2 separate regions of the Homo sapiens genome follow, and region 1 is linked to region 2. Evidence: chromatin contacts called from ENCODE Hi-C data. All regions are on one chromosome and are shown on one strand. Each heading gives the region's core, a stretch centred on a gene start or an enhancer-like site at or near the end of the contact. The rest is flanking DNA. Distances are from core to core; before and after follow the strand shown.

The links. Hi-C counts contacts between places; a loop is a spot of excess contacts on that map. Pooled maps may share reads with other maps.
Region 1: a loop to region 2 is called in a map of naive thymus-derived CD4-positive, alpha-beta T cell, with 17 times the contacts of the local background. The contact joins the promoter of EMX1 here to the promoter of MEIS1 in region 2. A Hi-C loop is called at or near these places in 1 of 168 maps with a recorded cell type or tissue (naive thymus-derived CD4-positive, alpha-beta T cell), 1 of 37 single-sample maps with no recorded cell type and 7 of 50 pooled maps.

What each region holds. Positions count from the first base shown.
Region 1 is chr2:72,915,315-72,920,207 of GRCh38, reverse strand. It overlaps EMX1 (empty spiracles homeobox 1), which reads right to left and starts at 2,689. Exons shown (of 3, transcript NM_004097.3): 1 at 1,836-2,689. The coding sequence starts at 2,355. RefSeq lists silencers at 2,284-2,403, 2,474-2,893, 4,034-4,203 and enhancers at 2,708-3,324, 3,325-3,942.
Region 2 is chr2:66,432,368-66,437,082 of GRCh38, reverse strand. MEIS1 (Meis homeobox 1) reads right to left here and starts at 1,958. Exons shown (of 13, transcript NM_002398.3): 1 at 1,215-1,958. The coding sequence starts at 1,226. It overlaps MEIS1-AS3 (MEIS1 antisense RNA 3), which reads left to right and starts at 3,613. Exons shown (of 4, transcript NR_046438.2): 1 at 3,613-3,792. RefSeq lists enhancers at 1,999-2,098, 1,686-2,562, 3,432-3,784, a promoter at 1,660-2,200 and a silencer at 2,807-2,906.

The sequences.
Region 1 (4,893 bases), core at 1,440-3,939, 6.5 Mb before region 2:
CTGGATTTCTCTCCAGGCGCCCCCGGCCCTCGGCGCCCGGAGGCAGGAACCGCGGTGCGGAGGGCGTCAGGGGCTGGATTCGAAGCCGAGGGTGCGGCCCAGGATGCCGACTCCGGACAAGCTGAACGGCTGGAGGCCACAGGACTTAGGAACGACCCCGCCCTCTCCTCCGAGCCCCTATCCCTCCACAAGCCTCCAACCCGCCAGCCCCTCGGCCGCGGCGGCCCGCGGGCTCACACACCGCCCCAACTACAACTCGGCCCCTGGGCGCCAGGTTTCGAGACCCAGGCTTCGGATCGAGCCCACGGAGGACCAGGGTAGATTGCTCAATTTTAAAGATATCCTCATGTTATCAGTAAACATTTATTTTTAAGTGGCAGAAACTCTTGCCCAAGGCAGATGACATTGTAGCATTTTTGTTTTTTCGGATTTGGATTTGGGCAAGTCTTTGAAATCTTCAAAGAGGAGGCAAGGCTACCCACAACAATTCTTATTCTAGTAATTACATTCTCTGGTTTTGTGGTATCTGCCAGGTCAGCATCTATTGGCCAGGTGGGACTGAAAAAATTGCCTGACAAATCGGGACCTGGGAAAGCGGTTTTCTGTGAAAGTCAAAGTGTCAAGAGATAATTTTCATTTTATTATCTAAACAACTGTGCCAAACATCTAATTGACTGTAGACCTAGACTACAGACCGTCACATTAGCTCCTGGAGCCGAAGCTCCAGCCATGTCCCTTTCATTTGTTTCTCTAAAAGCCGGGTTACCTAGCTCTGAGCCATAGACCCTTCTCACAAGGCTGTGGTCTGGTCTACACTAACAAAATAAAACTGGAAACTAAAGTGATGCCTGTACAAATCAAGGCCACTCTTTAAAATAAAATTTAAAAAAAAAGAAAAGAAAAAAACAAACTCCAACAAATTTCAAGGAAGAAAACGAACTCCAACAAATGCAACTCTCTTTTCTCCGGGAAAGACAAATAATTGAAACGTGTGTGTGTGTGTGTGTGTGTGTGTGTGTGTGTGTGTAGGGCCAGTGGAGGATCTTTATTAGCAAGCCGATTGCTGGATGCAAACTCCGGGGTTCGGACTGGCTACGACCTTAAAAGCCCTCTGCCCCCGCCCCCTGCCCGGGAAAACTGTCCTCGGTATTCCAGCAGCCGGGTGGGCTCCCTCCCGAAGGCGGCGAGCAACGGCGGAAGCCAGTTTGCTTACTGCAAACCTTCCCCACCTTGGGTAGGAGAGGCACGTGTGACTTGGAGAAGTCGGGCCAAGGTTGCCGAGAAACATCCCAAGACAGCCAGGCCCTCCACACTGAACATTAACTCTCCGATTCGCCCTCCCTGCTGCCCTTGCTTCCCCCAGAGCTGGGGCACGCGAATGGACTTTCCCCCGCCCGGACGCGCCAGCGAAGGCTGAGGTCTCGGAGGTGGTGGTGGACTTGCGAGAGAAGCGTGGTGCGAGGTTAAGCCGGGCGGAGGGAGAGCGGGAGGAGTTGTACTCTGGTCTGAGACTGGCTCAGCTGGGAGAGAGAATTGGGCAGGCTGTGGCGAGGGCCAGCACAGGCTCCGAGGACGCGCCTGGGCTTGCGTCCGAACTGGTATATTTTCTAGAAAAGCCTGGAGGTCTCCACCTGCTTTCCTGGGAGGGAGACCTACGCGGCGAAGGCGCGGGTGGATGCCGCACAGCTCTTCCCTGCCTGGGAATCTACCTCCGCGGACCTGCAGCCTTCCCGGCAGTAACTTCTAAACAGCCCCGCGCGCCCCCGAGCCTCCCCCGCATCGCCGCAGCACGGGCGCCGGCCGGCCGCCTCGGCGGGCACAGCGTGGACACTCACCCTGGAAGCGGTGGCCGAAGAAGCGGTTCCGCAGGACCCAGGGGTAGAAATGGAGAGGGTCCCGGTGCTGGGCGCCGAAGAAGGAGTGCGGGGGCTGCAGCGGGGAGGCGCCCAGCTGGTGCGCCGGATGCACGGTCAGCGCGGGGTGGTTCATGGCCTCGGGGAACACGAGCTCGGGCCCACCGTAGAGCGAGCGGCCCGCGCCCGCGGCGGCCGCGGCAGGGAAGCCACTCACGAAGGCCGCCTCGGCCGCGCTGGGGTGAGGGTAGTTGAGCGCCGTGGGCCGGAGCGGTTCCTCGGAGGCGGCCGCCGCCAGGAGATGGGAGCCCGCGCCCCCGCCGCCAGTGCCCCCGCCGGTGCCGCCGTCCTTGGCCACCAAGGACTCTATGGTAAAGCCGCGCTTGGCCGCGGGCTGGAACATGGTCGCAGCCGCGGGAGCTGTGCGAGGCAGCCGGGCTCTGGGGAGCGCTCCGCGTCCTGGCGCCGCCGCCTTGCGGGGTGTGCACCCAGCCAGGCACATGCACACCCGCCCGCACCCCTCACCTCCCCCGCCCGCCCGCTCGCGCTCGGCCCCCGCGGGCGAGCCAGGCGCGGAGCGGCGAGGGGTGTGTGAGCGAGCGACCGCGGGGTCCGGCCACAGCGTACGGCCAGGCGCGGCGGCTGCTGCGGCGGAGCGGGCAGCTCCAGGCGCCCGCACAGGCGCGGGCTCCGTGCTAGGCTGCGAGCTGCCAGTAAGGCCCGAGGGTTGAGCTCGTCTCCCTCCTTTCGGAGTCCCGCTGGGACCGACCCCAGCCCCCGGTGTCCCCGCACTGCCCTGCCCAGCCCCGGCCGCCCAGCGCTGCGAGGCGCGAGTTAGCGGGCACCTGCCCCGCGCTCGCCCATTGGCCGCCGCTCACCTGCCCCAAGGTGGGGGGCGGGGCGGGGCGGGGCGAGGGACGGCGGGTGGGGAGGGAGCCCGCAGTCGGAGGCAAAAGCCGGACTGGAGCCTTCGCGGGGAGATCCAGGCCTCCTCCTCCCCTCGCCACTGGCTTCTCCTCGCGACTCCGCCCTTTAGCTGAGTCTGGTGGCCGTGCCGCCGTCTCAACCCACGCGGGAGCCGAAGAAGGCGTCCGAAGGGCTTGGGGCTAAACTCCAACCCTCCCCTCCCCGGTGTGTAGCTCAGCCTAACTCTCCCATTCGTCCCGGGATGTCGTTTCAGTTCTCAGAGAACTTGGATCCGAGCGGAGGGTGGATGTTTGGGGTCCAACACATTGGTTTTCCCGAAAACCAGCTCTCTGCCCCCCTGCTCTCCGGGACTCTCCCACTCACCCACCATCGGCCTCCTGGGCCGCGGTCTGAAGCTGCGACCTTGTTCCTGAGGTTTCGCGTTTTCTGGATGTCACGGGGGACAGCTCTGGAAAGGGGACGCTCACTCCCTTCACAAGGGGCCAGGCGGGGCACTGCGCGGGAGAAGCCGCCGGAGCGGTCCCACTGCCACCCTCCAGCTGTTCGCGGGGCTGGAAGCAGCTCCAGTGCCCAGACACGGTGCCGCGACCGGCTTGGACCAGGACGGCGGGCCTCGGCACTGGGAGATCCACCCCCTCGCCTTCTCTGAGGCTCTGGGGGCTCAAGTGTCGGCGGGCCGGACCAGGTCAGGGCCTCGGAGACACTGTGGCTTAAATTGAAGCTGGCCAAGTAGCCCGAGCCCATCTCAAGAGAACACGCCAGCCGTCAGGACACGCAGAAGCAGCCTGACCTCCCTCGACCTTCACCTTCCACCCGCGACCGCGGAACCGCGGACGACTCTGCTCCGGCCAGTTTTTCCGTACGGCGGACGAATTCCCCGGGGGCAGTTCTCACGACAGGCTGTGAGAGCCGGGACTCCCCAAACTTTCCCACCCCACCTTCGAGGCCGCAGAAAGGCGCCGCTCCGAGGCCTAGGAGGGCGCGGGCGGCGGTGGGGAGGCTGGGACCTGGACCTTGCCGGCGCACTGCGGAGAGGGAGCCGCAGAGAGTTCCGCTTCCTCGCCGCTGCCGGGGTCCATTCTAGCGGCCTGAGCGCTGCCTGGGCGCGCAGATCTGGGTTGGGCCTCCTGACGCCCCAAGGCCACGGGGTCCGTGCGCCGCGCAACTCTGCGGGGACTCCAGGCCGGGTCTTGGCAGCGGCCCGCCTGAGCGCCGGGAGCCGTGGTTTGGAGAGCGCTCAGGGCGCCCCGGCCGCCACAAAGCGGGTTAAAGTCTATTTTCCACTCGACTGCTCCGAAAAGCCCCCGCGCGCCGACGCCGTTCCGGCCCCCTTGGGCGAGGTGGGGAGGGGCGGCCAGGGGTGGGGAGGCGAGGCGGCCGCACCCAGCACTCCTCCGCGTCCTGGGAACCCCGGGGCCTGGCACGGCTGAGACACCGCAGAGGCGCCTTCGGAAGGAATGATGGAATCCGTGGGGAGCGCGGGTTCTCGCTGGCCTCTCCGGAGATTTCCAGCTTTCTGTGATGGTCTTTTCCTCTCGTTTGTGTCTCAGGCTCTTTATTTTCCCCCTCTCCTGTCTCCCGGCTCCCCTACCTCCCGACTTTTCCTCCTCTGATTTCTTCCCCCTCCTCCTTTTCCCCACCCTCAGTCTGGGAAAAGTGGAAGCGCCGCCGAGGGGGGGACCAGGACCCGACCAGGCCGTATCTCTAAGGGGGCGGGGGTGCGGAGCTGGGCAGAGGTACAGAAGGAGATTTTCGTTCCATATGGAAGGAGACAACGACGGGATTTTGTTGGAACAAGGTTCCCACAGGGATGCGGGTTCAGTTGGGTAAACGTTGCCTGGGCCTGTGCTCTGCGGTGACAGAGCAAGTGCTGGGGGCTGAGACAAGACAGGAGCCCAGCAAGCTGAACCCGGCCCGAGGGCCTTGCGCTCCTAGCCTGGTAATGAATCCCACCCGTTCTGTCGCAGACCCCCACCGAGAGGCTGGCCAGGGGCCACGAACTTGTTTAACTGGGCAGGTAGAGAAGCTTGGAATCTACCGACCGTCCTAGACTTGCATCTACACTGGCCACCTCCTTTCATTCGTGTGGCTCTGGGTATACTTGTTCATATCT
Region 2 (4,715 bases), core at 709-3,208:
GCTGAATTTAGAATTGGGCAATTCCCCACCCCCAAAGTTAAAGAAAATCTATAGTTGAAGCAGCTAATATTCTATTTTCTTATTTACTCTTATGAACTTTGTTTCCAGACTAGAAGTCAAGGAGGCAAATGTTACTCACCAGGTTTAAAGCAAATTCAAAAGCAAATGCACAACTTTCCATCTTCCTCTTCCAGAAAAAAAAAAAAAAAACTACTTTCATATTGATTGTCATTATTTTGTGTGTGTGAAATTTAGCTATTTAGGTTTTTCTAATTGGTTCATTCCAGGCAGTTATTTTCCCAAGATTTGGAGGCGCTGAGAGTGAAATGATTTTCAAAGAAAGGAGGAATTGCCACTTTCATCTCCTTAAAGCCAGAGGTGTGAAAAGAGTTTGGAAGAACGCTGACATTTGCCTGAACCAAAGGAGTAAAGAAAACTGTGTCAGCCTAGTAACTTTCTTTTGCAAACAGGGCTTTGAGGGCCAGGACACAAATTATGCAAGGAAGGCTTTTTGTAGACCCCCTTTCTTTTAAGAAACTACCTCAGTTGGGTTGTCATTGTCTCACTTTACTCTCACTGCATTTCCATTGAAAAAGGAATATGGGGAAATTAGTATTGCATTTTTAAAGTGAGTAACTGTGTGCTTAGTATTCAATTAGTAGAGGGCTTATCTAAGAGAAACTTGCAAAATATTGCCTTGTATACAAGTCTATACAAATTGAAATTACTATAAAAAGATGAATGTTTTCTGACCAAAAAATTGGCTATACTATGACAAAGTTATTTCCTTTAAAAAGCTGAATACTTCTAGTGATATTAAAGATGAGCATAATCAATAACATATCAGAAGTTTCCAGCTGCATATTTTAGTTTAAACATAACTTTAAACTTCTGATCTCTGAATGTTCAAATTACAGCTTTAGGTATCTAGCTTTTTTAAAAAAAAACCCAGATGATTGTTTGAGCTTGCATTTTTATTTATATAGCTGCTGGTTAGGAATCTATAGATAAATAGATTCCTTTAATTAACAACTCCAAGTAACATACATAAGTCTACAAATGCATTGAATAAATCCTCTCGCTTAGGCCACGGCTTTAGGAGCCTCATTTTTTAAAAGAGAGAGAGAAAAAAAGGAAACTTTTTAGCAGTGTCTTTCGGCCACGTTTCAATTTAATCTCACATTTGAGTTCCACAATTGTTTTTTAATACGTACCCTTTGCGCCATCGGCCTCTCTGGCTCCCTTCCTACTTCAACTTCTAATATATCCTCTTTAAGGCCAGTGTGAAAAGAAACAAATATTCAAACTCCCCCGGAAAAAAAAAAAAAAAAAAAAAAAAGCACGACGAAAAATCCCTTAACGTCTCCAGCAACGTGAGCTACTGGTCCCAGATCTTCGGTCTACGGGACCTGAAGCAAAGCGCCCGAGTCACTGAGCATAAAAGCGCTCCGTTTCCAAGACAGCAGCGGGGGCAAAAAAAAGCAGATCTTCTCTCCCCCAAAAATCAGTTTAAAAAAAAAAAAAGAAAGAAAGAAAGAAAAGGAAAAAAAAGAGCGCCCCTCAGACCCAACTACCAAATCTCATGGCTTTCTGCCACTCCAGCTGTCAATCACAGGCGAGGTTGTCAACGTGGTGAATGAATGATCATCCGCTCTGTCTTCTTCTGGTCAGAACACCTCAAATGTTAATATTCAAATGCACAAAGCCCTAGCGCTCGCTTCCCTTGAATCAGTCCTAATTCCTAATCAGTTTCTCTCTTCTCTCTCTCTCTTTCTTTCTCTCCCTCTCTCTCCCTCTTTGCAAGTGCTGCACTGGAAGGAGATTAGAGAAGGAGGGTTAAAAAAAATGTCTGTCTGAGTTTGTCTTAAAGGAGCCACGATCGATGCTGCCCGCTTGCAGTCCCCGTGCGTGTGTAAAGTGTGTGTTGCACAGGCGGAGAGGTGGATTCCGACCAGAATGCTAGAACCCGGAAGTAGTGGTGGCCATAACAGGTCGCGTCTTACACAATGCATTGGGCTGCAGCAAGTAGGCTCCTCGGCAGGGGTGGGTGCGCGAAGCGAGCTCTGGCCGCACTGGAGAGGCAGAGAGGCGCTCCATTAAATCGCACGCCCAGGCACAAACACCACACACCCAGGGCACACGCACACAAACGCAGGCAGTAGCCCGCGGCCGCCAGCTTTATTTTCAGTATTCTTTTCTCTCCCTCCCCCTGCAGACTCTCTCCCCAAAGCCGACTCTCTTGAAATAAATTGGGAATCAACGCCGGGCAGGCAGCAGCGGGAGTTATTTTGCACAGGGCTCCGCGCATAGACTTCATGACTTTCCTCGAAATTATTGGGGTCTGCCAGTGTTTTTCGGGGCAGGGGGTGATGCGCAAAGTACTGAATTCTCAGAACTAAACACTGCAAGGAGAAAAGTCAAAGCGGGATCGTGGAGGAAAAGGAGGGAGAAGCCAGGTTGGGAAAGCCTCTGCTAAGGAGTCCTGAGAACATGGGGTTGAGGTGGCTCGGGCTTTCTGCAGACCCAGCTTAGAGGTTTCTTTGCTGTTAGAGGTGGACGCCCGGCCGGGGGAAAGAAAATGCTAGCATTTTGTCACTTCGGGTCTGGACTCCCCCACCTCCTAGCCCCGGCGGCTCCCAGCCCCAGCCCAGGCGTCCTGCGCGAAGTAGAGAGGAAGGGAGGGAACAATGAGCTGAGCGCGGGGAATGTGCCCCCAGCGCCTGTTTACAAACACCAAGCTATTTATGATCGTCGGAAAGCGAAACCCGGCGCGGGCTCGCAGCAGCCCAGACCTCGCGGGCGGAGCCGGGGCCGGGGAGCCGCTGGGAGGGAGGCTCTTTCTCCGACCCGCTCGGGGTGAGGCGGCCGTGCGCCCAGGGCGCGGCGCGGCGCGGCGCGACGCTGCCGGAGTGCTAGGCTCCGGCTGCAGCCACCGCTGCCTTTGTCTTAGAGGCGCCGAGGGGCTCCAGCCTCGACCTCTCCCGGGCCTGTAAGAACCTCGCGCCCCACTAGCTCTTTCTCCAGCGAAGCCCTGCCCTCACCACCCCAGACATCCTTCCCCGCGCTCCTCTTTCCCGTCCCCAACCCGGCTCGGCGAAACCTCCCAGTGCCAGAGAAAAAGAAATCCGCTTCGGAAGCTGAGATTTCAGACAAAAGCTGCCTGTACCTACAACTCGGAGGCTCCAACCAACCACTGTTTTTTGTTTTGTTTTGTTTTTAACTTTAACACCTATTGCCTGGGCTTTAATTCCCCCTCACCCCTTCTCTTTATTCTCCCGCTCTAAGCTTCTCCCTTGTGATTATATTTAGTGGCGTTATTTTCGTATTTATATTTCTGTCCGCTGGGCTCTGATCTGCCGAGATGGCTCAGCCGCAGCAGCTCTACCAGTGGCTGGAAACCTCACATCCACAAGCAGGGCTCGCAGCTCGCTCGGCTCCGAGAGGATTTTTCCCCCTCCCTCCAGCTGAAACCTCGCAGAAAACTCCCCCTGCGGTCGACTGGAAAATGAGCTCACCCAAATCTCGGTAGGCAGCCGTGGAGGAGTGCTCGGCCAATCAGGAGGCGCCCCCGCCCAGGCCGCCGCGCATTGGCTGCGGGGAAAATCAATTATCAAATAATCGATCAGCAGGGAGCTTCGATCTGCGGGGAATGCGAACTGCCAGTCCCTATTCCCGCCCTGAAGGTGGCCAAAAGGCTGACTCCCTCCAAGCAGCCCGCCCGCGCCTCCATCGCCCCCACCCACGTCCCACTCGCCAGCTGCGGACTGAACCCTCACCCTCAAGGGGGTGTAGGTAGGGAAAGAGTTTTGAGCAAGATTGGGGGTATCCCTTCATCCGAAGATTGTTTGGGAAAGGTTAGGAGCTCTAAAATGTATTGAAGCCAACTCTTAAGCGCAAAGTAAAAGATAATTTGCGTCCGTCTGCGAGGTAGGACTGAAGATTCTATAGAGTGGGCTTCCGAGGAGCAGGAGACACAGGGCGAGCATGAGAACATAGGTCTGGAATGAGGTTCCACCGAGCGTCCGTAGTCTCCTTAGGCGACATCTATCGCTTCCTTTAGCACTTCGCAGGAGTCAACGCGGGGTTGGTTGCCCCCAACAGTGGAGCGTTTCCATAAAGCCGAGCAGATGAGCCTTCCCAGCCGCCTGCACTGCACCCTTCCCCGCCCCCAACTCCGTACTGGCACCCTGTGTGCCTGAAGGGCTGACACACGTTCTCCCAAAACCTTCAGAAGCGCTTTGCCTTGAAAGAGCTCTCCCTCGTGTGTGTGTGTGTGTGTGTGTGTGTGTGTGTGTGTGTGTGTGTGTGTGTGTGTTTAAACCATCTCCAGGATCCCTTATCATTTGCTTCCTCTCTCCTTTTTCTCTCTGTTTCTCCCTGTCTTTTTTCTGACGCTTAAGTTTCAGGATCTTTTAGTTTTTTTCCATCACATACATGTGTAGGTTTTCTGGTACAAACGCCCTGAAACATCACTTGGGAGGTTAAGACAGGCCCGCGAGTAAAAGCTGGGGACGGAGTGGGTGGGCAGCCAGGTGCATTACCAGCGCCTTTATGCCTCTGCCTACACTTCCCGGCCTCCCCCCATCCCCCCACCCCCCCACCCCACGCCTCACCGTCGCTCCCCGGCCCCACAACATGAACTTGGAAGCAGAATTTCAGGCCAAGATGGAACCTCCCCGTCTCAGGAAGGCGATTTCTGTTTAATCCTTGGGAGG